Regions from separate parts of the Homo sapiens genome. Here region 1 is linked to region 2. Evidence: chromatin loops called from intact Hi-C (ENCODE). Cell type or tissue: heart right ventricle. All regions are shown on one strand. Each heading gives the region's core, and the rest is flanking DNA. Links, peaks and the distances in the headings are about the cores only. Region 1 has its middle 220 kb from the start of CYP26B1. Region 2 has its middle 340 kb from the start of DYSF.

What was found. Peaks named below come from ENCODE experiments on the same cell type or tissue, not always from the same donor. Only the 100,000 strongest peaks of a DNase experiment are listed, where the experiment ranks them.
Region 1: a loop joins it to region 2, with 3 times the contacts of the local background. A loop is called at or near these places in 20 of 110 quality-filtered maps.

What each region holds. Positions count from the first base shown.
Region 1 is chr2:71,918,253-71,933,161 of GRCh38, forward strand. No RefSeq gene overlaps it. Among named protein-coding and RNA genes, the nearest start is that of CYP26B1, 220 kb to the right of the region's middle. RefSeq lists enhancers at 11,618-12,118, 13,685-14,564. In heart right ventricle, for the core only: CTCF peaks have their summits at 5,866 (motif pointing right) and 6,065; a DNase peak (open chromatin) is centred at 5,857.
Region 2 is chr2:71,796,707-71,811,615 of GRCh38, forward strand. No RefSeq gene overlaps it. Among named protein-coding and RNA genes, the nearest start is that of DYSF, 340 kb to the left of the region's middle. In heart right ventricle, for the core only: a CTCF peak has its summit at 7,685; no DNase peak of the experiment used is centred there.

The DNA of each region.
Region 1 (14,909 bases), core at 4,397-6,896, 120 kb after region 2:
ACTGCACCAACCCCAAGGTGTAAGTACTATTTATCTCCATCTCTGCTATTTTTCTATACACCATGTCTAATATTCAAAAAGAAATTATAAGACACAAAGAAGCAATTTAAAAATTATCAAGAGATAGGGTGATCAACAGAAATAGACCCACAGATGACTCAGATGTTGCAATGATAAAATAGGCACCTTAAAATAATGGTGATTAATATATTCAGGGATCTAGTGAAAAAGGTGAGCAAAATACTTAAACAGATGAAAAATTTCACCATAGAGTTTGAGACTATAAAAATGTCAAATGGAGAAAATATGACATCAGAGACAGAGAAGAATTTGTTTGACAAGCCTATCAGCAGACAACGCAGAAGAGAAAAGAACCATTGAACTTGAAGATAGGTCCATAGACATTTTCTAAACTCAAGCACAAAGGAAAAAAAGGTTTTAAGTCAGATCCAAAAGCTGTAGGACAACGTGAAATTGGAGTCCCAGAACAAGAGACAAAGAACTTGGAAGAAGAAATATATGAAGAGGTAGTGGGTGACAACGTTTCCAGAATTACTGAAGGAAAACAAACTATAGATCCAAGAAGCTCAGAGAAAAAAAATACAAAAAAGAAATAAAATCTGACATATTACATATAGTCAAACTGCCAAAAACCCCAAACTTTCCCCATATTGATCTATAGTTTCAATGAAATCCCAATAAAAATTCAGTGGGTTTTTTGGTAGAAATTGACATGCTAACCCTAACATTTATATGGAAAAGCAAGAGAACTAGAATAGTCAAAATAATTTTGAAAAACAAAGCTGAAAGACTCAGACTACCTGATTTTAAGACTGTGGTACTGGTAAAATGATAGGTACTAAGATCAATAGGACACACTAGAATCTAGAAATGGACCCTCACATATATGGCTTATTGATTTTTGACAAAGGATAAAAAACAATTCACTAGAAAAAGCATACTCTTTTCAACAAATGGTGCTAAAGTAATTGGACATCACAGGAAAAAAAAATTTCAGTCTATACCTTACTCTATACAAAAATTAACTACAAATGTACCATATACATTAAGGTAAATTCTAAAACTATAAAACCTGTAGAAAAATACTTTGGAAGAAATCTTTTTGACTTGGGGTTTGGCAAAGCTATGACCTAAAAATCATAATTCATTCAAGAAAAAAAATTGATAAATTGGGCTTCCTTGAAATAAAAACTTCTGCTTTTCAAAAAACACAATTTTAAAAAACAAAAAGACACAACACATTTGGGAGAAAATATTTTAAAACACAGATGTAATAAAGAATTTGCATGCAAAATATAAAAGTAACTCTTAGAACTTAATAGGAAGACAATTAGCCCAATTTAAAAATGTACAAATGATTTAAACACTTAACCAAAGAGGATACATGGATAGCAAATAAGCACATGAAAGGATGCTCAACACCATTAATCATTAGGAAAAATATAAATTAAAACCACAATGTGATACCACTACACCCCTAAAATGGCTAATGTTAAAAAAGTTGACAATACCAAATGCTACTGAGGGATGTGAGTAATTGGAACTTTCAAACATTGCCAGTGGAAATGCAAAATAGTACAGCCTCTTATGAAAACAGTTTGGCAGTTTCTTATAAAGTTAAACATACTCTTACTATATACACATGACTCAGTAATTCTACTCCTAGGAATTTACCCAAGAAAAATAAAAACATATGTTCACCCAAATGAGTGGTATGTAAATTTTCATGAGTTTTATTCATAATAGTCCCAAACTGGAAGTAACCCAAAAGTTTATCAACTAGTGAATGGATATACAAATTATATCTATACAATGGAATACTACACAGCAATAAAAAGGAATGCAATATAGTTGTCCCTTCTTAATCATGGTTCTGCATCTGTGGATTCAATCAACTATGGACTGAAAATATTTGGAAAGAAAAATAGATGGTTGCATCTGTACTGAACATTTACAGACTTTTTTCTTATCATTATTCCCTAAATGATACAATATATTACATAGCATTTACATTGTATTTGGTATAAGTAATTTAGAGATGATTTAGAGTATATGGGAGAATGTGCATAGCTTAAATGCAAATACTACCTCATTTTATATCAGGGACTTGAGCATCCATGGATTTTGATACCCATGGGGGATCCTGAAGCAATCTTCTAGGGATGCCAAGGGATGATTGTATTGATACATGCAACAACATGAATGAATCTCAAAAGCATTATATACAAAGCGAGAGAAGCCACACATGAAAAGCTACATGCTATCTGATTCCACTTATTTGATGATATGGTTCGCATTTGTGTCCCCACCCAAATCTCATGTCAAATTCTAATCCCCAGTGTTGGAGAAGGGACCTGGTAGGAGGTGATTGGATCATGAGGGCAGACCTCCCCCTTGCTGTTCTCGTGCTAGTGTGTGAGTTCTCACGAGATCTGGTTGTTTAAAAGTGTGATACCTAGGCCAGGCATGGTGGCTCACGCCTGTAATCCCAGCCCTTTGGGAGGCTGAGGTGGGTGGATCACCTGAGGTCAGGAGTTCGAGACCCACCTGGCCAACATGGCGAAACCCCATCTCTACTAAAAATACAAAAAATTAGCTGGGCGTGGTGGTGAGTGCCTTTAATTCCAGCTACTTGGAAGGCTGAGGCAGGAGAATTGCTTGAACCTGGGAGGCAGAGGTTGCAGTGAGCAGAGATTGCGCCATAGCACTCTAGCCTGAGCAGCAAGAGCAAGACACCGTCAAAAAAAAAAAAAAAAAAAAGTGTGGTACCTCCCCCTGCTCTCTCTTCCTCCTTCTCCAGCCACATAGGATGTGCTTGCTTCCCCTTTGCCTTCTGCCATTAATATAAGTGTCCTGAGGCCTCCCCAGCCACGTTTCCTGTACAGACTGCAGAACCATGAGTCAATTAAACCTCTTTTATTTATAAATTCCCCAGTCTCAGGTAGTTCTTTACAGCAATGTGAGAATGGGCTAATACATTTGACATTCTGGAAAAGGCAAAGCTATAGGAATAGAAATCATCTAGTTCTCCCCAAGTTCACAAGCATAAATATTCTCCATGTTAATTCCTTCCATGCAAATAAACTCACACAAAAACAAATTTGTGTGGGAAAAACTCAGATTCAAGCTTTCCCATCTTAACATTCAGAGGGATGTTTATTACCCATGTTATTTATAATAGACATTTAAAATAAAAGTTCGGCAGACAAGAAGGCAGGCATCCAATTATGTTATAGAAAATGTTAATGACCCAGGGAGATGTTTATGTCAGAATAGGAAAAATAGAAACACTAATAGCTCACAACTATGGACTGGCCACTGCACAATAGGCAGCCCTCTAGATACTTTCTATGTGTTACACCGTTTCATCCTGGCAACTACTATATCATTATTGCTGTTATTGTTTTGTCAATTTCAGATGAGGGACCGGAGGTTTAGGAAGTTGATGAAACATGCCAGCAAGTAAGTGGTGGGGCTGAGATTTGAACTCACGTAGTCTACTAGACTCAAAACTCTAACCATTACACTTTACTGTTTTCTATTCTGCATGGCTTTAAATCTGTACTTACACACACACACACACACACACACACAACATAGGCCTAGAAGCAATTGTACCAAAATGTTAACAAGTTACCTCTGAGTGGGAGTTATAGGTAGCTTTTCTTTTATTTTGCTTCTCTATGCTTTTAGATTTGTACAAAAGACAAAGAGTATGATGTTTATAATGAAGAAATCATATATGTGGTTTAAATAGCTGAAGACACAGTCTTGTCTCAAAAGTTGCATACTCAAGAGACATTACATTCCAAGACCAGAGCTTAGTCCCTGTAAAACAAGTATGTCACCCTAAGGAGGACTTGCACCCCCCCAGCTCTACCCTCTTCTCTCCAGTCCCCCCACCTCAGGAGTCTAGGATGAGCAGAAGCACTGTCTCCAGAGAAAAGCCTTCCAGTGCCTCTGCCAGGCATGCTGGATGGCAGCCGGAGAGAGTCTAGGAAAGTCTAGCTCCCCCTGAGTCTGATGCCACTAGGGCTGGCCCTGGGTCCTCAGCTGGGCACAGGCAGCAAAGACCCAGGTCTCCCACTCCTGAGGATGGGGTGGCCAGATGATAAAGGACATGGAGTCATGAGGCAGTGGTGGCAACAGTTAATAGAAATAAGAAAAGACCTGTTTGATTAAGCCACGTCTTTCCTTCCCAGACCCCCTTTTCTCTCCCTGGGCTGTATTCAAACCCCATTGCATTTGGAGGGAAATCCAACCCATGTGTTTCTGATTCATTTACACTTAACTCATCAAAATCCTGTTTTGAAAGAGGCCATTGGATGGTCTACAAAGTCTGAGCAAAGCTCCCTGCCGCCGCGGGCTGGTTGTGGACTCACCAAATACCCCTTCTAATCCACCAGGCCTGTGGGCAGGCTCTGCACCACAGTGAAGGCTGTCTGAGTGTCTGCTCCCCAGCCTCGGCCCCCTTGGAGCCCTCCCTCACCGCCTTCTGCCTCTTTGAGAACTCCCAGGCTGCCTGCGAGGGTCTGGAAAACTCACACATCCCTGAGGGACAGGCACAAAACATGCCACCCTTCCTGGGCCAAAGCTATGTTTAAAATGAACTTGTAAAGCAAATGCTGAACCCAAAAGAGGGAGGCTCATGGTGAGATCACAGGCATGGGTGGTGCATTTCAGGGGCCTGCAGAGGCCTCCATCACAGTAGGATGCTGTGCTCATCTTAGAGATAAGTGATGGGAGAGATGAGCAGTTGCCTTGTTGCCCAGGACTGTCTCCCACCCAGAGTCAGAACCTAAGTTATTTCTCAGCCTCGGACCTTCTTGGATTGGATTTGAAAGAGAAGTCAGTCTTCCCTCAAGAGCAGGACACCTAGTTCCCATCTTTGGGGCTTGGCAAATTTTCATGGGTCTGTGTGGGGTGGTGTCAGCTACTGGTGCAAAGGCAAGTTCTCCCAGGCAGACATTTGGAAGTCATTAAGCCAAAATATGGTTGACTCAGATACAAAGCATGCCAGAGCTAGAAAAGACCTTGGAGAACTTTGTGGTCCAGCCCCCATGCTTACAGATCAGTCCCCATGAGATCCCCCTCCAGAAGGAGTTGGAGTAAGCCAAGCTCCTCCAACTTGCTGTGTTGGGAGAGCATGGGGTGTGGTCAGGAGAGACAGGAAGTTTGGGTCCCCTCCAAGCAAGGCCTAAGATGAAACACATGGGAACCAAGAATGGAACTAAAAGAGTGAGGACCTAGGTCCTTCCATGTGACCATTACAATGGGCTTTGACTTCGGGGCAACCCCTTCCTTGCGTTGTTCCCTTTGCCCCGTGGTTACTGGAGGGACAAATCTTCAGAACTTGCTAAGAGGGTGTATGCAGTTGGGAACCAGAAGGCAAGCAGTGCTCTGTGGGAAGCTGAGGGGGACACCAGAGGCTGACTGAAACAAGAGGGTAGATGGATGAATAATAACAGAACTGTTTACTGGGGGTCCTTCAACCGTGGAGCTCAGAGAGGTTCAGTAATTTTTCCCATATCACACAGCTACTAAGTGTTGGCACCAGAGTCCAAATCTACATCATCCTGGCTCTAAAAGTCATGCAACCAAATAAATAGTCAGGGGATGGGAGCACAGAGGGGGAAAGAAAGCTAGACATGGCTCTGTGCTCACTGTTGTGCAGGGTTGATACTCAAGGAAGCTCCCAGAAGGAGGTGCTGTGTGCAGGGTCTGGAAGGAGAGGAGCAGCAAGGCTTATGGTGGAGGGGAGGAGGATGGTCCAAATGGAGGGATCAGGTGGGAGCCAGTTGAGGCGCAGCTGCTCTGGGCACTAATGGCATGTGGTGGTTGCACCTGGAACCTACCAGCAGGTGGCAGTATTTCAGAACAAGAAGAGCGTCAAGTCGGTTAGGATAGTGATAGAAAGTAGAGATGCTGAGCTCTTAGCGTGTATTCCAGGCATTGTCGTAAACATATTATACAGAGCATTTCATTGAAGCTGCACGACAACTCTTTGAGATAGGTACTATTATTAGCCTCATTTTCCACATGAGAAGGGTTTAGTAAGGGTTTAGTAAGAGAAGGGTTTAGTACGTTGCTCAAGGCCTCAGAGGCAGGAAATACTGGAACCAAGATTCTTACCAGGCAGTCTAAACCCAGGCCTAAGTCTCTGTAGTTGTAACATCATAACTCAACTGATAGGCAGATACTGCATTTCTACCATGCATTTAGCATTGCACTGGGCTAGGGACTCAAAAGAGATCTAGACAATATCCTTGCTCCTGGGGCCCAGCCAGCTGATTTGGGTTTTACAAATCAATGATTCTAAGCCTCATAATGATTGACAATAGGTACATGCAGGGCAGCAGGTGGTGGGGCTGAGCAATGACCAGAGTCCTCAGACCCGGACTCAAAGCCTGGCTCCTCCACTTGCTGGCTGGGTGGCCTTGGGTATGTTCATTGATGTCAGAGGGCCTCAGTTTTTTCATCCATCTATAATTGGGTATAATATTGACCTCATGAGGATGAAATGTGAGAACACATGTAGAGAATTAGGCATGGAGTAGATCATGTGTTTTACCAAAATGACAGCAAATATCAAATACAAAAGGCAATGGGAGCCTAGAGGAGCAGTCTTGAAGTGAGTTTCCAAGACTGAGCAGTTTGGCTGACAGAGGAGGGTGAGGAGTGCAGCCTAGGAGGGAAACACTGACAAGCCATGGAGATTAACAGGCCATGATGCCTGAAAAAACACGAGCAGGGAGGAAAGGAGCTCAGTGAGCACCCTGGAATTCCATGGAACCAGGCACTGCCATGGGCTCAAGGACTGGGAAACATCACCTTCAGAGGGTTTCAAAACGAGCTGGATTTAAACAAGCAAGCAGATGGCACCAAGCACTCCATCAGCACACGGTCATTCAACCAGCATCTCATGGGCCCACTAAGTGCCAACCACGCTTCTTGAGTTGGTCCAGCCTGGGCTTTTCTTCCTGCACTGTAGGGGTGTCTCTGCAGTTGCTCAGAGCACTGTCTTCCCCTCAACTGGACCCAACATGCTCCGGCCCCTGCTCTGCCCAGAACGTCTGTGAGCAACCTGGTTCTTGTCAGAAGTTCCTGACAAGCTCTGCAAAATCCAGCCCTCTTGTGACTCCACCAGACATACCCCCAGGGGAAGAAAGGGTACCCCACCAGGGCAGGAGGTGGCAAGACAGTCTCTGCCCCCCGGGAGGGGTGAGTCATTCAGGGAGGATGCCTGCCTCAGGCACTGTGGGAGATGAGGAGGAGCCCCGTGTATCTGCAAGCACAGGGTCACCTGAGGGCGTGCAGAGCTGGAAGAAGCTGAGGCATTCAGGCAGCAGGGCCTGTGCCTCCTCTCCGCCTCCATTTCTGACTTCCAAGTCTTCAGAAGCGACAGCTAGGACATCCTCTGGCTCCCCTCCAGCCACACTGTGCCTCCCGCACACACACCTCCCTCTGATTCTAGCCCTCCTTCTCGAGATATGGCAGGAACTAAGGCCAGTGGCTCTTCAGGGTGGATGGGGGTTGACACGAGGGTGCATCTGGCTCTGGTGCTATCTGCACAGAGGTGCGTTCCTTCCCTAGGCCCCCCACTCACACCCAGAAACATGATCATTCATTCCATCATACACCCAGCTGGGGCTGGGGGAGGCCATGACAGGTGGGCCAGCAGGGGTGGTGGGGATGGGGCGCCGCGATCTTCTCCCAACCCCCTCAAAAGACAGATATGTCCCCTCTGAACATGCTGGGGGAGATTATTTTAACAAGCACTTTTGTACCAGGAAATCAGTGTGTTTAACCTAACAAGCAAAGAACAGCCCAGCGGGGCCCATAAATCTAGTTCCCACCTATTAATTTTACGGCCTACATAAAGCAGTGTTGAAGTCCAAAGTATATGTGACCTAAAAAGGCATTGCTCATTCTGACACATATACGACGTGGCCAGGACTCGAACCCTGACCCTGACCCTCACTCCAGGAAGCCAGCTCCCAAGCCTTACAGAGTGCAGAGGCTCATGCTGCAGAAACCCACCCAGGCTCCTTGTGAAAGAACAGGACAGCTGGAGGCAACAACTGTGGAGAGGGCTGGAGGACGTGGGCACCGCTGAGGCTGGGTTAGTGAGGACACCCTGCTAGAGACCCCAACCGCTCCCAGGGCTGACGTGTACAGTAGTGCAGGTTGGTCACTGCCCAAAGGCACCCAGATGAGAGGACAAGTGGAGGCTGAAATCTAACCTGCACCTGATGTACCATGCCTATCCCACAGGGACAGGGCTGCTTCTGTCCAGAGAGGGGCCTTTTAAAAAATCCATGCAAAGGTACTATACAGATTGTCAGCTCCCTTGGATAAATCTCGATCCCCATTCTAACTGTTTCAAATATTGACCCCTAACCAGTGACTCACTGTACTCCCAAACCAATTACATGCCCTCCCACCAGGGAAATCCATGACCACTGTCGACGCCTAACATCAGTTCCATGGGATAATCCCCAACCCCAAGCATGATTTAATAGGGTCACCCACCATGCAGTGACCACAACTGGGCTACTCTGGCCGCCCATAGCAACGGCACATTGATCCCCACAAAGTCATTAGGACAAGAACAACCTCAAAGCTAAGCCAGCTCAATTCCATGCTGATACTACAATAGAAGAAACAAGCTGAGGAACCTGAATGCCAGCGACCCACTTACTACACCCCTGGCCACATGCCGATTTCCCAACCCCGAGTGCACAGCAGTGCTCAGTACCTGCTGTTTTGCCCCTTTAGACTTATGCCCCACCCTCCTCCACCCTGTCTGTACCCAGGAGGCTGACCTCCAGGAGGTACCCCGCACCTCCCCTGCCCTCTAGCTCAGCTGGGGTTCCCAAATGGAAGCCCCTACTAGTGAGCTAAGGCAGGGAGCCCCCACTTCAGAGGCTCGTGCTCTCTGTCAGGGCTTTTGCTTTATCTCCAGGAGTCATGTGGAATTCATGCTCCACAGTCTGTCTTTGTTAGCTTTACCACTGAAGTGTCTTTCTGAGGTTAGGTTCCCGGGAGGAAGCCTGAGACAAGGGTGTGAGAGCAAGTCCTTGTACTTGGGGCTGTGATCCCAGGAAACAACACAAGGCAGTGGCGCTGTGAGCTGGGGAAGGAAGGAAGCCCACCCCAGGTAGATAAATGAGCAAGAGACGATTGCAGGCAAGGCACTCAGGCAGGCTAAGGCCCTGCAGCCGGGGTATTTATCTACCAATTCCTGCCTGTCTTCGTGTTGGCCTATCGCTGGGCATTGGCATCAGGCCGTTCCGGCTTGCTCAGTGCGGACTGAGCCTGCTCCCCCAGCCAACACCCTCAGACAGAGTCACAGGTGCTGCGGCACAAAGCTGTCAGCATATTAAGGATGGTGAGGACCAAGGGTGTGTGGGCAGTAGCATTTGCTGCACTGTTTTTGCCCAAATATTCAAGTAAGTTCGATCATTGGGTCCCCTGGTTTCTGCATTCCCTAAGAAGCCCCATTTAAGAAGGTCCGTTCCCAGGACTTCCCACTCGAAACCAAGTACTGACTCCATAAACTCCCTTTCCACCAATTCCTACAGCCCATTCTCACCCTTGTGTCACAGCGACAGTGACCTCCAACCCCTCTGCATGTGGAACCCTGGCCCAGGTTGTTGGCTCATTCTGACTCAGCCTCCAAGTGTCTGTTTATGAGACTTCCTTCCTCTAGGAGTCATCCTTGAGAGACTCCTCATGCACCCTTTCCCCAACTTCATCCATACCCTAACCCCTCCAACTGAACCTCAAACACTCACTACCTAATCCCCAAACACACACTGCCTACCCCAAATCTGGCTGTACCCTGACCCTCAAACCTATGAACACAATAAGCAAACACCCTCACACTGCAAGCACAGCTGCACCTCGAATCCTCAATCACAAGTGACCCCAAATCATGCTGATCCCCCAATTCCAACTACACACTGATGCCTCAGTTTCATCCCTAACCACACACTGGCCCAAGACACAACCACATTGGAACATTTAGCCACGTGTTTCTCTCTGAACTCAGTCACACATGGCGATGCCCCAACCCCTAATACACACCGGCTCCCTGTCCCAGACAACACACACGCAAACCCTCTCAATTCTAGAAGACACTGATCCACCAAGCCCCAGCTGTTTGCCAGCTGCCCAACCACAGGCCGACCCCAATCTCAATCATGGCCTGTCACTCCCATCTCCAGCCTCCCATGGATCCTAACCCCCCTAATTAGAGCCCCTGGCACAGACACCCCAAGCTAAACACTCACTGACTCCATGAACCTTAACCAAACAATGACCTCAATCCCAGCCAACCCAAGACCTTAAAACAAGGCCACACCCTTAACTCTAGAACTTCACCTCATACGAAGACTTACCAAGCCTTACCAAAGCTGATTCACCAAACTTCACCTCAGACCAACCCTCAGTGTCTCAAGCTTACACTGATCTTCAAACCCCATCCATGCCCTAACCTCCAGCCCAAGTCTACCTAACAAAGACATGTCAACCCTGAAGCCAAATGTCACACTAATGCTCAACCTGGCTACAAGCAGAACACCCCGTGCCAAACCTCACTGCCCCTCCACTTAAAGAGAGGGCACTCTGATGGCAGCCCTAAGCTTGCCCACGGTTCACCGATCCCCTAGCCACATTGAACCCCCAGCTACACTGGGCCTTCAAGTCCTGTACACACACCAACCCACCACAAAACATGCCCAGCCCAACCTTATTCAGTGCCCTTCAATCTCACCCACACCTCAAGGAACCTTTGATTCCATTCTCACAGAGACTACCCAAGTTGAACTGCACCCTTCTTCTCTAGCACAGCTTCACCCCAGGGACCCCGTGACCCCACACAAGCCCCCACCACCACCACAGGGATCATGTTCAAAGGGGGACATCTGCAGCCTCAGTGGTCAGCAGCACCACTCCTGGCTCCTGAAACCCTCCTTCGTGTTCATCTCCGCAACTCAGGGAAGGCACCGGAAGCTGTTGTCTAGCAGCACTGGGACAGCCCAACAATGCTCCTCCTTTTGTCTGTACCTCTCTCGACTACCAAGTTCCTCTCCAAAACACTGGCCTCTTCCACGCGGTGCAATTCCCTTGTTCCTAGTTCAGGTCCCTAGGACCCACCTTGGTAGGCTATACTGAGCTGGTCGTGCTTGTCTGTGCAGCCTGCAGGGCAGAGGGGTCCAGAGCCTGGGCAGTTGTCCTGCTCAGTTGCCCACAGGTTTTATGATCTTGGCTGGTCACTTCTCCTCTCTGGGACTTGTTTGATCCTGTGCATCAGAGGTCAGCACACTACTGCCTGCCAATCAAAACCCACCCTGCCCACTCAGTGACCTATTATCCAAGGCTGCCTTTGCACTGCAGTGGCAGAGAACAGTAGTTTCAAAAAAACTATGCGGGGCTCAAAGCCGAAAATATTGACTATCTGACCCTTACAGAAAAAGCTTGCAGCCCCCCTGTTTTGCATCCCCCTACCTTCCTTTTAGAGGATGTAATCATACTGGAGAGTTCTCCGTGTGAAGGCTTGAAAACAGGATACCCCTCTTCCTTCTCTGGGCTTCTCCAGGAAGATGCTCTTTAATAACGTGTTGATTATTCATTATGCTGATAATAAAACCTGTGATTTCCTGCCCCTCTCCCTGTGGAGGAGGGGCTAAAGGAAGACCACAGGGTCAGAGACAAGGCCTCAGGGGTTTGATAGCAATATTGGGATGCCCCAGTCTTTGTTTATTGTGGAGGTTCTTCCGACATTATTGCTTTTGTTTATTGAAACCCAACCCCCATGGTACTTAGCACCCTTGGCAGTGGGCCCAGACCTGCCCAGGCCCCAGCCTGCCACTCCTGGCCAAGAAGGGAGCCGGGTAGGGAGAGCACTGGCCAGGCCCAATTCTGGAGTCCTGTTTGCTTACAGCCTAAGGCGCGCCCGCTGGCCCCCCTTCTTAACATCTTGCTTACAAGACAAGCATTTGGAGACAATTTCTCATCAGACCTTCTTGTAAACATCCTCCTGGATGCAGCCGGCCTGAGGAGCCCTTATTAGAAACACCTGTGCCCGATGCAGGCCTGGTGAGTGACAGCTTGCAGAGCCACCACTGCCCCCCTGCCAGGCCTGGGGCTGGTGAAATGGGTGGGATGGGAGATGGGGATGAGGGTTCGGGTGATGAACCTCGGGAGGATGAGCCTCCTCCCCACATGGGCTTACTCCCGCAGGGCCAGTGTTGCTGAGGCAGTGCCCCTCCCCTTTCAGCATGGGAGACTCGGTGGAGTCAGGCAGGCCTAGTGCACAGAAATCTCTCATCAGTTCATTCTTGTGGTGCCCCAATTTCCCTACATTAGTCACTCCTTCGAGTTACACATGGTCCTCTTCAGGTTCTCTAAATAAAATGCCAGCTACCCTTCTTCCTCATGCCTGCATCCCTGGGAGCGTTGACACATTGAGTTTCTCACCACTTTAAATGAATGAGAATATTCAAGACTTTCAGCACTGTCCAAGCTTGAGGAGTGATACCTGGGGAGAGGCAGATCTGAGGCTCCCTACATGGACTTTTCAGGCTGGAAGGAACATCGCCATGCTGGTAGTTACGGAAAAAAAGCACAGCCCGAGCCCACTGGCCACGTCTTCCTCCCCAGGGCAGTTGCAAGCCTTCCTCCCTGTACCAACCAAACGTTGTAGCTGGTGTTGATCCAAATCTCCATTGTGCTAAGAGAAGGCAGGAGGAGAAAGGAAGGAGTGGGAGGAAGAGGACCTACCTAAACAGGGCCCTGCACTCCTACATCAATCCTTGGCCACTTATGTCCTGCCACTGGTCTTTTTGTTTTTGTTTTTGTTTTTTGAGACAGAGTTTCACTCTTGTCACCCAGGCTGGAGGAGTGCAATGGCACATTGTGGCTCACTGCAAACTCCGCCTCCTGGGTTCAAGGGACTCTCCTGCCTCAGCCTCCTGAGCAGCTGGGATTACAAGTGTGCACCACCACAGCTGGCTAATTTTTGTATTTTTAGTGGAGACAGGGTTTCACCACGTTGGCCAGGCTGGCCTTAAACTCCTGACCTCTTATGATCCGCCACCCTTGGCCTCCCAAAGTGCTGGGATTACAGGTGTGAGCCACCGCGCCTGGCCTGCCACTGGTCTTTGATGGGACCTTTGGGCACTCCCTTCAGCCTTCCCATGGCCACCTCACTTGGAACTCCTAGCCAAACACCTGAAGCGCTTGCTGCAATCGTGTTTGCTGAATTCCCCTGCCACTTGCCTGCTGCCCTGTCCTAGGACCCGCTGAGGCCAGGTCCTGCATTGGGCCATCTCTCAGCCTCATGGGGGCCTTCTTCTGCTTCTGGGGCTGGACATCTTGATGTGGCCTCCCTGCCTAAGGACTGGATTGCTCTAGATGGAGTAGAGGCTCGAGGGTCTCTCAGGGCCCAACTGAGACAGCCCACACTCCACCCAGCCTCACCTCTGACCTCCCAGGGGACCACATTGCCCTGAGTGGGAAAGAAGAGAGCTGGAAGGAAACCTGTCTCTAATGAGGTGGGCAAAAAGAGGAAGCACACGCTCCGTGAAATAAATTAGTGGAATCTCAATTCCGATAAATCCAGTTTCTTAAAAAAAAAAAAAAAAAAAAAAAGCAACTGGTAGGAAAAGAAAATGTAATTTATGCTCATTGAAAGGAGGCCAGGTTTAAATTGATGAAGTCTCCTGTTTATGTAATAAATCCATTTCCATTCATGTCACCAATATATTTATCCATACATCCTGGTCCAAGTCAAATCTTCATTATTTTATTATTCAACGGGGGGCAGAGGGAAGGGCAGGGGAACAGAGTTCTGTGTCGAATTAATAAAGTCTCACTCTCTCCCCCAGATCCCCCCTCACACAGGGACAATTTATTCCTAAGAAGGAGGCAGAAGAACTGGATGCAATTTATGTGCTTTGAAAGAGACCCAAACGTAATTAGGCAAAGTCTCAAGTTCACCGAGAAATAAATCCCAGAGAAAGTAGCCGGGGGTAAAATTTACGTTCCCTGAAAGTCTGAAAGCTTGTCTCCCACTGGTTCCGCCCCTCCCCCAGGCCACCGTGCTTGGTTCCCCAAGCCTGCCAGGCCCCAGGATTCTCTTCAGTGCCCCCACTTCCATGGGGCCATGTGCCAATAGGCCCCCCAGGGGGAGTCGCCCTGCCTCTGCCTCTCTCCCCACCCGCCGTGGTCCTCAGGAGATCTGAGGGGCTAGTTATGGCAGCTGATGGGACTCAGACTTCTCACCCTGCCCAGTGCATTCACCCCAGAGAAAGGAAGAGCTACCAGGAGTCTCTGCCACCACAGCCAGACAGACGGTTTTTGGGAACAAGGCAGTTTCCTTGTGATACGCCAGCCCCTCCTCAGGGTCCAGCAAGTCTTGCTTTATTCCACTCCTGCAGCTCCACTTTGTTCACACTGGGCAGAGGGTCAGGAGAGGGAGTGCCTTGTTCCCAGGAAGTCAGGAGAGCGTGGCTGGGATAAGGTCTACCTCAAGGAGGGCTGTGCTGCTGAGGTGGACCCTTGGGTGGGGTGGACAGAGCAGAGCTTCCCTACGCCGGAAGCACACAGACTACCAGGAGCTCTGTGTGGGGAGCGCCCACCTGCTCCAGGTTCTCAGTTTGGAAACCTCCATTTTCCTCCTCCAGCCACCAGACAGGTGCCTTGGAACGTAGCTTAGTGTGGCCCTGGGAGTGCAGATGACCTTGGGGCTGGTCTGCCCTTGGCGAAAGGCTTCTGAGCACAGCACACAGGGCTGGGAGTCTGCCCTGCTGGGGGTCATGTTGCTCCTGGCACCGCGAAGAGACCACTTCAACCCACTGTGCCCCAGGGCCTCCTGGTAGAGG
Region 2 (14,909 bases), core at 6,393-8,892:
GGTCTGTCCACCCCGTCATGGTCTTGGTTAGCATGAAGTCATGGTCTCCAGCTAAGGCTGCACAAACCCCGTTCTTTTCCAGAGCTCTTCTGGAAAGCTAAGTGAAGCTATCAATAGAGTCAGCATTCACCTGAGAGGTAGTGAGCTCCCCGTCCTGCAGGTCTGTGAATAAAATCTTTCACATTCATAGTGGCCTTTAAATCTTTTGTGATCCTTACTATGTCCCTGTAAGTGGGTACGGCAGGGGTGAGCTTGACAATTTTTGGAGGAGAAAACTAAGGCTGGAGTGAATGTGTGCTGGAGTCTAGGCTAGAACCCAGATGTGAAGCCTACTTAGTCCACTGTGAGTTTGATTCAATATCCCTTCTCTCTGAACCCAAGCAGATTCCAAGAGACTAAGACCCCAGACCCCAACCTGGCAGCTGGTGCATGCTCTTTCCTCTTTCCCTGCCTACCAGCTCCCTGGCCAGCACCCCCGAACAATCTGACAGCCTATCCCAGGCCGGCTTGATTCTGACTGTTTGTCACTTTCCTGCCTCAACATCCTGCCCTGGGCCTCAGCCTTTGGTCTATGCTAGGGTCTGTGATCTGGGATGGGCCTCTGAAAATCAAAGCCCTAAGAGGACTCACAAGACTGTGAGCAACCTGAGTATGGGGCCCATAGAGGGTAGCTGGCTTCTGTGTCCCCAGTGCCCAGGGCAGGCCTGGCATAGAAGAGAACTCAGGCAAGAGAGTGGGACCAGCGGCTGGAAGAAATCAAGCAGGGAGTGCCATGGAGAAGCGGCTGCAGTTGGCTTTGGGGACTCCATGTGGTCAGGGAGGCTCGCTTGCTCTGGAAAGTAGGTGGAGGCTGGAGGCCAGTACTCCCTGGGGAGAGGGTGCCTGTGTAACAGGAGCATCTGGCCCTTGAAAATGCTGAGCAGAGAAATGCTAGCAGTAGCGCCAGGTGCCAGCACTCAGGGTGGGATAGAGTTCTATTGTGGCCATAGAGTCCTGCCATGGGTAGAGCTTGCTGAGGGGGGACCAGATGCTGTTGGGACCCTGGGGCTGCCATCGACTGCCTTTAGCCTGTGCTGCTGCAGGGATGCAGTGTTTCTACCCCATAACCCATCTCAAAACCCCAGTCAGCAACCGGGCTCCTGAGAGGTGGGCACATCAGCTCTCTCAAGTGCCCCGGGAGAGTTTCCTGGCCTAAGATGGTGAGTGGCATGGGGCAGGGAACAGAGACTCTGCTGGGGAAGCCTCTGTCCCAGCGGGGAGATGCTGTCCCTGTCTTCAGAGAGGCCACTCTTTGGTTTATGATGTATTGACATATCATAACCCCTGGACTCCTTTGCCCAGGAATTAATGATTGTATTTCTATAATTCTTCAGTTATTTTAGGAAAATGTGAGCTGTTTCTTTAATTATCTACAAGGACTTGCCAACAGCTATTATACATTTGGCTAGATTGAGACTATGAATGAAACTTGTATTTGTCCCTAAAAGTCTCGGTTGGTTTTAGCCTTCACTGTCCCCTGGATGGCTGGTGGTGGAGTGCGACGTGTGCGGTCAGCTAATGGGGACACAGTGCTGATTTGCTTGGGCTGTGTCAACAGGATCTTGGAGCTGGGAGGACCCATGACAACTTTTTACATGATGAAGAAATTCCCCTGTTGGAAGACAACCCTTCCAGCCTCCATCGCATACCTGCTGTGATAGGGAGCTCACTGCCTGCTACTTGATCATAGGTTCTGTCACCTGCTCTAGGGCCACAGGTCAGGCCAGGGGTCACTGCAGGCTCTCTTCCAGAGGCAGCTCTCCCAGGGTCCCCCTGGTGGTCACTATGAAGCTGTGCGGCTCTCCTGGAGGGTTCCCTTGCAGCCCTCAAGTGGACAAAGGGCTCATCTTTCCTTGCCAGGGGCTCCCTTGTAAAGGCCCTTTGGCCAGCAAAGGCCCCTGGGTTAGAGTTTCCTTGTGCCGCCCACCAGGCAGAAGGTCAAAGGTCTTGGCCAAGGCCCACTGTCCTCTCCCTGCAGTGACCTTCTTTGAGCACCTCTTCCTGAACATTCTCACGCCACCCTGCCAAGTCCTGGCACATACAGGACCAGACAGTAGAGTTCAGGCTGTCCCTGAGACTGCTGAAATGCCCCTTCTCCTTCACCAAGGACCAGGGGAGAAAAAGGGACCATGGACTGGAGACAGACAGCGGGAAGGGCGGGGAGCCAGGCGATGTCATCAATGCCTGCTGTCAGGCTGGGGCCCTGCTGTCATCTAACCTGCCCGGGGCTGATGTGTCCTGGTCACTGTTAGTCCATGGGAGAAGGACCCTTATCATGGCTGGGAGACCAGGAGAAGGGGTGCAGCTCCCCTTGTGTCTTGGATTGGAACATGATTGCCAATAGGTGGCCCCAGTGGTGATGAGGGCTGTGAAGGAGGGTCCTCCATCTTTCCTGCCACCAGCCGCACCACCATGGCTACCTTCACCGCCTTTCCAGCCAAAGCCTTTCAAAGCCATGTCTTGGTGGGTAGAACTGGATGGGGCTCTAGGCTGTGACTTTAAATGAGAATCACTAAACTGTTGGAGATAATGGAAGGGAAGTGAGGGGCCAGTGGGGACAGGCCAGCCCTTGGGTCCATGAGACCAGTGCACTGTAGCCAAGAGTCTGAAGCCTGGCCCACATCCTCAGCCCTGGGAACATAGGAATGGCCTCAAGACCCCTGCTCAAGTCCTATGTTCTCTCCCACCAGGGACAACTGGCCATGTGGGCTTGTCTCATGGCCCCTGCATGTAATAGCTCCATTCAGTTTGGGCTTTTCATTCTTAAGTAGCACCACAGTGGGAAGTCTCTGGGCCTGTCCAGCTACTTTACACGGCCTCCCCCAGCTGGAGTTGAAACCTATGCCTCCAAGTCCTTCCTGCACCCCTTGGGGTTTCCTCTTCAGCCCTCTAGCAAATAACTATTCCAACAAAAACCTTCACAGCTCCCCAAGAACTTGCCATAATTTATAGGCACAAGGCAGTCCAAATCCATATGGAGAAAAGTAACATTCCTCCCCAAGAAGCAGCCCAGCCAGCCGAGAGTGGGAGAGAGAGAGAGAGACTGCTAAAAGATATACCTGTGTATTAAAAGAACTGGGGACTGAGGACTGGGGACAGACAATGGGAAGGCAGGAAGTGAGGCAATGTCACCTCACAGCTTTTAGTCCAAGGGTGACCAGCTGCCTTCAAAGGATGCCTTGGGACAAAATATGGCTGCCAGGTTTCATTTGTCCAAATGGTGGTTTTCCTAGAACAAAGGGACTTTTTTTTTTTTCTCAAAGGTAAATTAAAGCTACTTCTTTTAGGGAAGCCCAGAAAGATTTGAATTTTTAAGTGAGTTCGTCCAGCCTCTGCCCTGTTATGCAATTGAACTTGTACAGTAAACCCCAGGGAGGTGAGGTGTTACCATCCCCATTTTGTGAATGAAGAAACTGAGGCTTAGGGTGGTTAAGCTGCTTCTACTCTGATGTAACAAGAGGAGGCAGGATGCAGAGCCAGGTCTGCTGACCTGCAGAGCCCATACTGCAGGGGAGAGGGGGTCCCCAGAACTTAGAGGATATCAAGTCGAGAGGACAAGCACCGTCCAGTGGCTGAAAAGGCCAAGTCGAGCTGCACCGGAATGGGAGGGGTTAAGAGCCATACTGTGGAGGCAAAGTCATTCCAACACCACCCCCTCCCCCCTTTTCTCTTCCTTTTCCACTGAGTTGACCTTTAAATTATGGCATCAGCTGTCGTGCCAGACATGCTGCGATTTCCCCTCACTCCATCTGCCCAGCCTTCCCACTGGCGCAGTTTCTAGCTTGCTGCATTCTCCTCCCTCCTTCCCGTTCTCTCCTTCTCTCTCCTCTGCCCCCATCAGCTGCCTCCCTCTGAGTCCCATTCACAAAATCCCAGCCATGTCGCTGGCCCTGCTGCAGGTGGCATTCGGGCATTGCTGGTGTCCCCCCAGGGCCATGTCTCCCCACCTCCCAACTCTGCTCCGGGACACTGCAGCTGGGAAGTCACCTCTGCCCAGTCCTACTCCTGCCTCCCTCCAGGCTGGTCTGTAAGCCTGCACACCGGCCTCTCCCCACCCGTGCCCCATCCAGGCCCTTGCTGCTCCCATCTTCCTCCAGCCCCACCCCTCCCCAAAGCCTCCAGTGGGGATGCACCCTCTGCTTAATATTCATTTGCATTTGGCCCAGGGCCTAAACTATATATTTTGTTTTTTTGCCATGACTGTAGAATATAGCAGACATTAAATCTTATCGGTTTAATTTTCTTCCAGATAATAGTACAGGCTTTGAATTTTTTCTTAAACTATGGAAAAAGTGTCAAAGAAAAGTGGAACATTAATCAAGGGACTTTGATGAAAGGAATGAAAGTGTTTTCCTAAGAGCCCAACATGTGGTGCAGCTGCTGGTGGATATTTAAATGACATTTTTCATATGTTGCTATAAAAAAAAATCTCTTTGAGTTGATTCTGGAAATATATTACAATTTGCTACAATGCCAGTGGTCTTAAAATTATTTAGAAATAAAATGTGTTTATGATTTCTGCTCTACTTTGTATATTTGTCTGCTTCAGGACTCTTTCCTTTGAGGAGGGCCTAACCAGTCTACCCCAGAAGCAGTAAGTCTCTTCAGGACAGGCACCATCAGACAGGGGGTCCCCAAAGATGGGAGTCATATTTTCTTCTTCTGTGGCCTTTGGCCTAACATGTCACTCTTCTCCAGAGGTTTAAGCTGCAATGGGAGGGATTCAGGCGAGAAAGAAAGAGGTGATGGAGAACGTCATTATGTATTAGGAAGGTCTGGGGAAAGCTTTTTAAAAGGTGTGATTTCTCCTGTAAATGAGAAAGGAATGAATTCGTTCAACTCCTAGGTTTCCTTATAAGCCTGAACACCCAGGAGAGTGGAATCCAGAGGCCAGAAAACCCTGACCTCCAGCCTCCCTTGTGAGGCTCCTCACAGCATGGAAGGGACCCCTCCCTCCATTTGGGCTGGGAGAGACTGGAGCTTCAGTCTCATTTTTGGAGCCAGCTGGGCTGGGAAATCTTTGGGAGTCTGCCCTTCCCAGCCCCCTCACTGGGATGCCTTCCTCAGAAGATCATTTAGGGCTTCTAGGCTCCTGCCCTCTGAAGGACCCACTTCTCCCCTATGAACCCTGCATCCTTGTAACTTTGCCAATCCTAGTGCCAGGGGAAGGAAAGAGACTCCCGAGAGGTGCCCTTGGCATGTGGACACGGAGGCCGTCTGTCCTGGGCTCTCTGACGGACCGCAGAGGCAAGGCCAGGGTCTCAGCAGTAGGAGCGCCTAGGCTGATTCCAGAGCAGAAGAGGCCCCACAGTCCCTCCCAGGACCCAGAAGGCAGATGTCCTGGGCGCTTGCTGTTCTTCCCCCAGCCTGCGCAGCTCCTGGGGGAGATGAACGGAGGCCTGAAAGCCTTCCCAGTCTGGCCTCGGGCCCTGCATTGGCAGTCAGTTCTGTCCCCATTGACCAGTGGGGGGCACACTCTCCCAAGTTTTCCTGTCTCCACTGTAATTGTCATTTGGACCTGAAGGTAAATTCAAGGGTGCTGGTGCCTCCTTCCCTGCCAGGGGCTCCCTGGAGGAGGGGTGGACAGGAGAAGCTCTGCTTCTGCGCAGTCTGCAGGGCATCTCCAGCCTCTGGGCTGCTCTCTTCTCCTGTTCTGGCCTTTGGGTCCCCAGCTTCTCCTCCTGTCCACTTGCCCCACATGTCCTCCCGAGAGGAGACCTTTTATGAGGACTCTGGTTTGGGGAAGGGAAGAAACCTGCCCAAGCGCAACTAAGCTTTCCTTCCTCTCAGATCTGCCTCCACTTTCCTTCCTGATCTCATTGTCCCCTCTTTCTACCCAACCTACTCAGTTCTACACTGTCCCCCAAGTGTCCAACCTTGGGTCTGCCTCTGCTTCTTTTCTGCAATTAGATGCCTTCTTGTAGGCCCAGCCGAGGCTCCACTTTCTCCCTAGGGCCTTCCCTGTCTGACTCCAAAGAACACAGTGGCTGAAGCTTGGGAAGAGGAGTGAGTGAGGTGGGGTCTTGCCTTGCCAGTTGCCTTAGCTCTGCTACTTTTGTCTTACACCCCCTCGGACTATGAGCCCCTTGGGCAGGACGGTGCCAGGAGGGCAGCCTTTATTTTTCCATAACACTGTTTGGTGCAGGTGGAGCTCAGAGAAGACACCCCTGGAGGGATTTGGAACAGCCTCTTAGGCACCTTTGGGAGGTCCCTGAGTCTCAGCTGATTGAACTAATTTAGCTGATCACGATAATTCTCTTGCCTGTAACAATTTAGGAATGAAATATGAGAAGAGTCTGTTGGGGGCTTTGAGGAAATATTTTCTCACACCCAAGACAGAGATACAGTGACACAGGAAAACAAGTCCTTTGCTTTCCTCTGGTCGTATCCATGCCTAGATGAGATGGTAGAATGCCTGCAGCATCTGAGGATGAAGCCGTGACACAGATGAGGACAAGCCAAGAGCATCTCAGAAGCATGCAACAGGAGCCCTGATGAACCTTCTTAGAAAACAAGATCATCAGTTTCTCTCACCATGTTGTCTAGCTGAAGATGGAATGTCCTGCTACTTACAGCCATAAAACAGCCTACCTGCATGGGAAGAGGTGGATGGAGGCTGGAGAAACACTCATTGCTGAGCTGAACCGGGGCTGACTGATAACAAAGACCTTACCCTCTCTCCCTCCCTCTTCTTCCTTCCCAGAAAGAAAGAAGGGGTCTTTTTCCAAGGCCACCTCTGAGACTAAATAGGGATGGCTAGGACTGCATCACTGGGCCATTTTGAGGTCCTTCTAGGATAACACACATACTATAAAGGCTCATTAGGGGCTCCATTCCATCCATCCCCTTTCCCCTGCTGTTTTGCTTGCAAAGACAAAATGTTCGTAGGTCTTTGTTGCATGCTGAAGATAGCCATTAGTAAAGAAAAGGGAAACAAGGGCTCAAATGGAGGAATCCCAGTGTCTGCCCTTGATCCCAAACCAATCAGATCCTAGGGGCTTTCAACAGCGAAGGAGCATTGCAGAACCTCACTGTGTCTTGAATACTGCATTTTATGATTCAACACCATTGGGAGATGGACTGCATCTCATAATGGATCCAAGAACACAAGAGTTTCCGCTTCCAGGGATGCTGCATGACCATAGGGATGCAGCCCATGTCAGCAGCAGTTGCCTTAGAAAATACTGGAAACTGAGGGCCTGGTCACTCATGCCTGGTGAGAGCATTCCCAGCAGGGTAAAGTGAAGAACCCAGCCCTGCCTGCATAGTTCTCTGAGACCACTGCATGTAAAGTAGCACCCAGTGCTAACCAGATCTCCAAGGAGTTGGCTAAACTCTGTGCCCTGGTGTTGTAGATATTGCTGTGCCCCTGAAAGCCAGCGCCAATGAACATAGCATGGCACCAGGGCTCCAACATTCACTGTAAAAAGTCAGGTAGAAACAAGCTTGAACTACACCCATAAAGGTTTGAGTCAGCTGCAAGGAGACTTCCTGAAAGAGTGGTTGGGCCACAGCTAGAAATGGGCAGCCAGTAATATTTTCCCTGCCTCTGTTTTAGACTCAGATATCTTTAAAGGCAGGAGAGCTACTCAGGAGACAGGTTTGGTAGTTGGTGCTGTTCTCAGTTAGAGGCTAGGGCTAAGTGACCTGCCACTCCTCTCTAGGCCTGGAGAGGGACATGTGTACTACGTGTACTCAGGCTCAGTCCTGAAACACGAGGACTGAAGTGTTACATGGCCTGTTTCTGGTTTACTGGGAATTTCAGGAAACCCAAATACAAAGTGATTTGAGTGGGAGGGGCTTTAAATTTCTCCAAACGAAAACATTTTTACACTGTATAAATTCCTTTGTGGGATTACTTGCTAGCATTTTTCTGTCTCCCAACCATGTTGAAAATTCAGTCATCCAGTTTCATGGACACATACAGAGGGCCAAAAGGGGCTGCATTTCTATGCATATGACTTAATCTCTGGCAAGGAAGGCTGAGGGGAGGACAATGGCAAGCTCTTTGATGAGAGATGACCCTGGGAAGAAGGAGTGAGGAGAGGAAGACTAGGATACAGCTGGGGGAAGGACTCTCGTGCAAGTGGAGACCATCAGATGAGAGAGGAACATGTGTTCTCATGACTGCCCTCTACTATCCTGGCTGGATTTTAAGGGGACTCACATATTTTCCTTCCTTGACCTAGCCTCCCCTGATCAAGGAGTCAAAGTCCTAGTCAGCTGGAGCTGCCAGTCTGATGAGCAGATAACCTCTGGACTTGAGAAGTCTCAGGTCCATGTACTCAGACACATGGCAGAGACACAAGGCTGAGAAAGCAGTTCTAATATTTAGCACAGCTAAGACTCTTTGGACCTACATCTGAGCACCTGTGACAGGACAAAGGAAAAAAAATGAGATCCTTTTCCCAGGGAGCTAGAACAATAGGGGTATGAGTTCCTGGATCCTTATCCCTAAGCCCTGGCCTCCTAGAAATGGGCTACTAGCTTTTTCATGGGGAAGGGATGTCCTACCACCCCTACTCCCATTAACAACACAAACTATCTTTGTCAATTCTGAGTCTTCTCTTGCGAAAGGCACAGTTACTCAGTTGTGTGCTGTTCTCAGTTAGACACTAGGGCTAAGTGACCTAGGGCTAAGTGACTTGGGTGGAAGTCCTAGACTTCCTCCCAAGACATCTCTCGCTGTGAACTCCTTCAAGATGATATCTTTGGTTTCCCTAGAAAATAGAGACTGCAGCAGTGCTTAAGTGTGAATGCTTTATTTTGGAAGTGGAAACCCATGGAAGCAAAAGTGAAACAAGGTAGAAGTGAGGCAGTAAAGGGTAGGGAACAATGCAAGATGATATGTTATTGCACTGGCTGTTGCTTTCTGACAAGTTGCAAAGAGACACCGCTGTCCAAGATGTAGATGCATCCCATCAGCCAGGAAGGATATCTCTGGACAAGCTGTTCAGAAAACATTTGCCCTTGGAACCAACAATTAGAAGGGAAAAGGAGGGAGAATTTTATCTAAAGTTCTCTTCCATCTTTTCTCTTTTGAAATTACTCTTATAGGGCACTCACCTGAACTCCCTGATTGTATCACTTGGCCCCTTCAGCAGTGGCTTAGGAAGCTAGATCCCACACCATATATATTGTTCCTTCTTCCAAGTCTAAAATGCAGCAGGAGTCTGCGGTTCTGGCAGGGCAGCTGGTCAACCTCAGATGGCAGAACCGTGCAAGTATGAAAGGAGTCAGTTGACTGTGGAAGCAGCTGAGGAGAAGCAAGTGTCTGAGTGTTCAAGAGAATCTGAAGAGGTTCATAAGATGTGCCCAACAGAAATAGAGAGGATTCCTAGAGGATGCGGATGGAAAGAAGGGATCCCTTCAGAGAGGGAAGGTACTTAGAGATCGTTGAAAGTGAGGGAAGAAGGAACTCTAGGAGAGAAAACATGAAGGTGGGAAGTTGAGGGTGTCATGGAAGTCTAAGTAGGCAAAATAGAAAGACCCAGTGACTCTGGATAGAAAGCTACTCCAGTTCTGGAAGCTACTTCAAGGGCATCCTCTGGATAATAAAGCACATTAAATCAGAACCTTCTCAGACAGTGTATGCTCCTGGTTGTAAAGAACAGGTCTGTTTTGTCTTTGCCCACCTGTGTAGTAGATTGTAAAATGGCCATAAATTCTTCCCTTCCCTCAATCCATGCCCTTACAATGTGACTTTGTAGATCCTCCCATTATGAGATGAAGTTTATTTCCCCACCTTTTGAATCTGGGTTGACCATGTTATCTACTTTAGACAATGGGACATTAGCAAACATGACACAAGTAGAGGCTTGGAAAGCACCCTTGTGCATTGGGGCTTGCCCTTGGCTGAGCTTAGAACATGATACTGCTGTGATACCAGAAGCCTGAGGTAGCCTTCTGGAGGATGAGAGACCACATGAAAGAAAATTGAGGTGCCCGTCAGACGTGAGTGAGGCTATCTTTGTGAATCCAGTTGCTAGCTGACTGCAGACACACGAGGAAGCCCAGAACTGCCCAGCTGACCCAAAGATCATGCACTAAATAAAATGGTGGTTGTTTTAATATGCTAAGCATTGGGGTTGTTTGTTATGTAGTAAAAGCTACACTAATTCAACCTGAATAACCAATCGTGTGTTAAACTCATGGATTGTGTTTTGTGAAGATTTTCAGAACAGAGTTGAACTTCATAGACTCCACTAGTCAGAGAAAACAACTGAATAGAGTGGATAATTGACAATGCGGATGCTGATGAAGGGTGGTAGCAATGGGTGTTGATACTAGCAATGGTACTGATGATAATAGTCATGATGATGGTGATGGCAATGTATAATGATGCTTGTGAAGGTGGTGGTGATGGTGATCCTAGTGATGATTGGTGATAACAATGGTGATGATGTTTGTGAAGGAGATGGTGACTATATGATGATTATGGTGTTGATATTACTAGTGGTGAGGGGGCAATGATAGAAGATGGTGATCATGGTGGCAATGATTGTGGTGATGTTAATACACTTGATCTTAGCCAACAGGCTGAGAAGCAATGTAGTTATCTTAATAGTAGTGATTATAAGTGGGGATGATTGTGGTGGTGGTGGTGATGACTCTCAATGATGGTGATGGTGATGGTGATCATGGTGGAGATAATGGAGATAGTGATAAAGATGGCAGTGATGATGAGAGTGATGATGCTTATTGAATGGTGGCAATGTTGGTAATGGTTGTGAAGACTATAGTTATGGTGGTAATGATGGTGGTGATGAAGATGATGGTTTTAATGGCAGTAAGTTGATGATGCTAGCTACAGATATGCCCAGATCTTTATGGCCAGCATGCCTCTTGGTTTGGATTTCTCCTTCCCATTAAAACCCAACCCCAAAATCTAGCTCCCAAGCAAAGAGGGATTTTCTGAGCAAATTGTTCTATGAGCTGAGAAGATTAGAACTCCTGGCACCAATTCCTTTCTTGAGAAGAATTGATGAACCAGAGCCAGGGTATAAGTGGAAGGATGAAGGGCTTGTGCTGTGAGCACTGATTTGGCTTCTTTGAAGACAGAATGAGAGAAAACACATGTAAGGACACACAGCAAGATTGGTCAGCTGTAGGATGAAGGAGGCAAAGTGCATACCCTCTCAAGCCAGAATCCACATCCACAGATCTGGGTCCCTGGATCCTTTTCCCTCTGTCCTGGAGAGAGCCCCACACCTAGGGAGAGAGACATGGACAGTGAGTAAGTCCATGGCCTCATATGGCCAGATGGGGCCACTATGGCAATGTGTCGGGGAAGACCTCCAGGGACCAAAGGCTCAGGCTTGATGGGGATTGGAGTGCTTATCACACCTGCCATCCAAGATGGGAGGAGCCCACCGTGGCTTGCTTGGACCCAGCCACTCTCAGGGTGTGAGCCACAGAATGCACTGTGTGCTGGAGGATGGGAGAGAGTGAAATGAGAGGCTGACGACAGGCTGCTGGCTTAGGGGGGCAGTGTGATCTACGGGGCCATGTGGAGGTCAGCCGTGGGGAGGACAGGGCGGGCCAGAGCTGTCCCAGCTGCAGTGCAGCTGTTCACTGACCGGTCATCCAGACATTGCTGAGAACTGGAAATGCTGCAGTGTTTTACCACCCAGCACAGGCCCTCCTTCTGGTCAGCTAGATGCAGCCCTTGCATCTCCGATCATCCCCAAGATCCTGCTCTGGAAGTACAACCCGTGTTTCTCCCTGGCTGAATGGGGAACCCCCCATAATTAAACACAGAGACACAACTGGGAGCCCAGTGAAGTATGTAGGGCTGGGATGTCTTGTCTGCATGGCAAAGGCCCCTCCTCAAACAAGATTCTGAGCAAGTCCCATGACAAGTGTCAGCAGAACTGGGGAGAGAGTAGGGGAGGGCGAATCCCTGATTTAAAATCCCTGATTTAAATCCCTGATTTAAAAAGAACCGAGGAACTAAGTGGCCAGGGCTTGTGGAAGGCCCTGAGATGTCTGCGGACTAGGAAATAAAACTCAGAAAGAGGCTCAAAGGCACTGTGGAGGAAAAGGGGACACAGCTTCTTGAGGCCCAACTGGGTCTTGAGAAAGCTGCAGAGTTTCTGAACATGGGTCAGTGCCTTTCATTGGCTTGAAAATGAGTTTATTTCTGTACCTGGGTCTTAATCAGGGCATACCCTGTAATAAGATGCTTGCACCAATGGGTGGCTGGGAACTGAAATGTACCAGGCCTGTGCTCTGCTGTGGGGCTGCATCCTCCCTGAAGAAGGGGCATCTTTTCTTAACCTCACAAAGGCACTGTACAGGCTAATGAAGCACTGCTCTAAATGTGCTTAGAGCGTCTTTTCCAACCCAGCTTGGCTTCATCCCAGTTACTCCAATATGGCCTACAGGCTTTAGCCAGGCCATTGGAAGGGATAAATGGGATAGTATTCTCCAAGCTCTTCCACCACGAAGGCCTGGGGTTAGTTGAGTCAGCCCAATATCTGCAGTGAACACAGACAGGGTCCTTCCTCTTGAGGTGCTTGTGATAGTCACGGGAAGGAAGCCATGGTTACTTAAATGATTACTTAGCATATGCTAAGGGCAATGATGAGAGCACATGAGCTGCACTCACTTTGCCTGAAGGTCAGGTAAGATGTCTCTTTCTGAAGAGGTAACTCTTCCATTGAAATGTGAATGAATGGTAGGAGTTAGCAAGAAGAGAGTGAGGATTGGGAAAGTGTGGTAGGCAGGGGAACAAAGGTAGTGAGGGAGGAGGGAACTTGGACGTGGAGGGTCCTGAAACCCATTGTGGCTGTAATAGGTGAGAAGATGCCCAACTCAAGATAACATGGGAGGGCATTCAGGGTACGGATTGTGCTGAAATTGGTATTCCATTAAGGATGCTGACCTTTACCCTAAAAGCCCTTGAAAGCGCTGGAAGGATTTTAAGCAGGACAATGACATTCTCAGATTTGTATTCTGAAAAATCTCCCTGGCTGCTGAGTGGGAACAACTTCAGAACAGAGAAGGGGGAGGTTGGTTGACAGCAGCTTCATTAGAAAGGCTGGAGCTGCAGAGAAGCAGGTGCTCCCTGGAATTCTGTCTAACTCAAAGGGGGCTCTTGGAATTTAGTCTCCATTCTGCGTACCAAGTTCTGTGTTCCACCCATACCTGGGCTGGACCAGCCTAACCCTTGGTCAGATTTCATCTTGGGCTGGAATCCTGATTGTACTTCATAATCCTTTTTTTTAAATGGAGGAAGAAGATAGAAAGAGCCCAGCACTTTGTATACTGCAGGGTCTTGATCAATACTTGGCAAACGAAGAAACAGTAGAGAAACAGAGAGGCAGTTGGTGAAAACCAACAGTAGAGATGCCCCATCTTTCTGCAATTTGATGAAGTTCTATTATGATCAGGAGAGTAGCGATACAAGGTCAGTATGGAGAAGGGAAAGAAAGAGGAGGAGGGGCAAAGGAGAAAGAGAAGGAAACCTTAGTCAAGAGCTAACTCTGGGCAAAATTTCCACAAAGGCTCTTGTCTTTGACCTGCCCTCATTCCTTTTCTGGAGCACCTCCTCTAGCCAGCCAGAGACAATCACCATGCTCCCAACCCCCATGGGCTCCCAGGGGTCCCTGCTCCTCTACCCACTATCTCTTCCAGACACCCATGTGCCCACAGGGTCCTGGTCTCAGTCGGAAGTGCAGGAACTCTAGAGTATGCATGAGGACAAGGCCTAGACTTTGCAGAGGGCCTTGCATTTAAAAAAAATACTATTCCTCAAACAAATTCACAGTAAGCACATTTTTAGGGAGTTGGGGAAAGGGAAGGAAAAAGTCAAGGTGGTAGAAAGGCAGCTGTTTGGGACTCTGGGCACCTGGGGGATGGCCTTCCCCTCTGAACCTGACCACAGGAGCATCAGGCTCCTCCCACTGTGCCCTTCGTGCCTCCAGATAAGCTCCAGGTCTTCCTCTCCAGAGTCCATGGTCACCATATGGACAAGAGGGGCAGCAGGGAGGGTGGGAGCAGAGGGTATCAGGACTGCGCAGGAAATTCTGGAGTCAACATCTGCTTGGGACTCCCTTTTCAACCCTTTGAGGCCCCACTTTGGAGCCATCTCACCAGAGACCCAAATACATGCAGACAGCCAGGCCGTGACTTAGCACATGGAGTGGAGTTTCAGGAGCCCACATGAATGGGATGAGAGAAGTATGAAATAAGTGACTTCCACATTTTGGAGAGATTCAGGGTGCTGGTGGAGATTCAGGTGAGAGTTAAGGGAGGGAGCTCAGAGATCCCTGGAGACCTCAGGAGAGCTGCACAGTAGTAGAGTCCTCAGAGAGGCCTAGGAGGGGACACAACTGTAGCCCTCTGGAAGGGATAGTGTTTGATTAAAGGGGATAAGGACATCGTAAACACTGCATCACCCTCCATAACATTGGCATTGATGAAGCTGCCATCTTATTTGGGGCTGCTGATGAGAATGACCTAGGTTCTAGTGGGGAAAGAAGTTTGATGAACCCCAGAGTATTGCCATGAGCTTCATACAAGCCAGGGGAAGTGGTGTCCCCTGAGGCCTCAGACATCTGGTCTCTCAGGTGTCTCACATCCCACACTTGAGAGTTGGCTGGATGAGCTTTTGGGGTCATTGTGAGGGGACAGCTGGGGTCAAATGAAGGTGAGAGTTAAGGGTCAATCATTGTGCAGGTCAGGGAGGTCTGAGCCAGGCTTAGGGGACAGCCTGAGGGATAGCTGGTCTTTGATTAGAGTATGGTCTCAGTTTGGGCCTGGTTTATGGGCCTGTCTCTGCTGGGGTGAAGCTAACAGTACAGAAATTATACCCTCAAATGGGGCCTATGCTTTGGGGCTCCAGCTTCATAAGAACTATTCTGAAA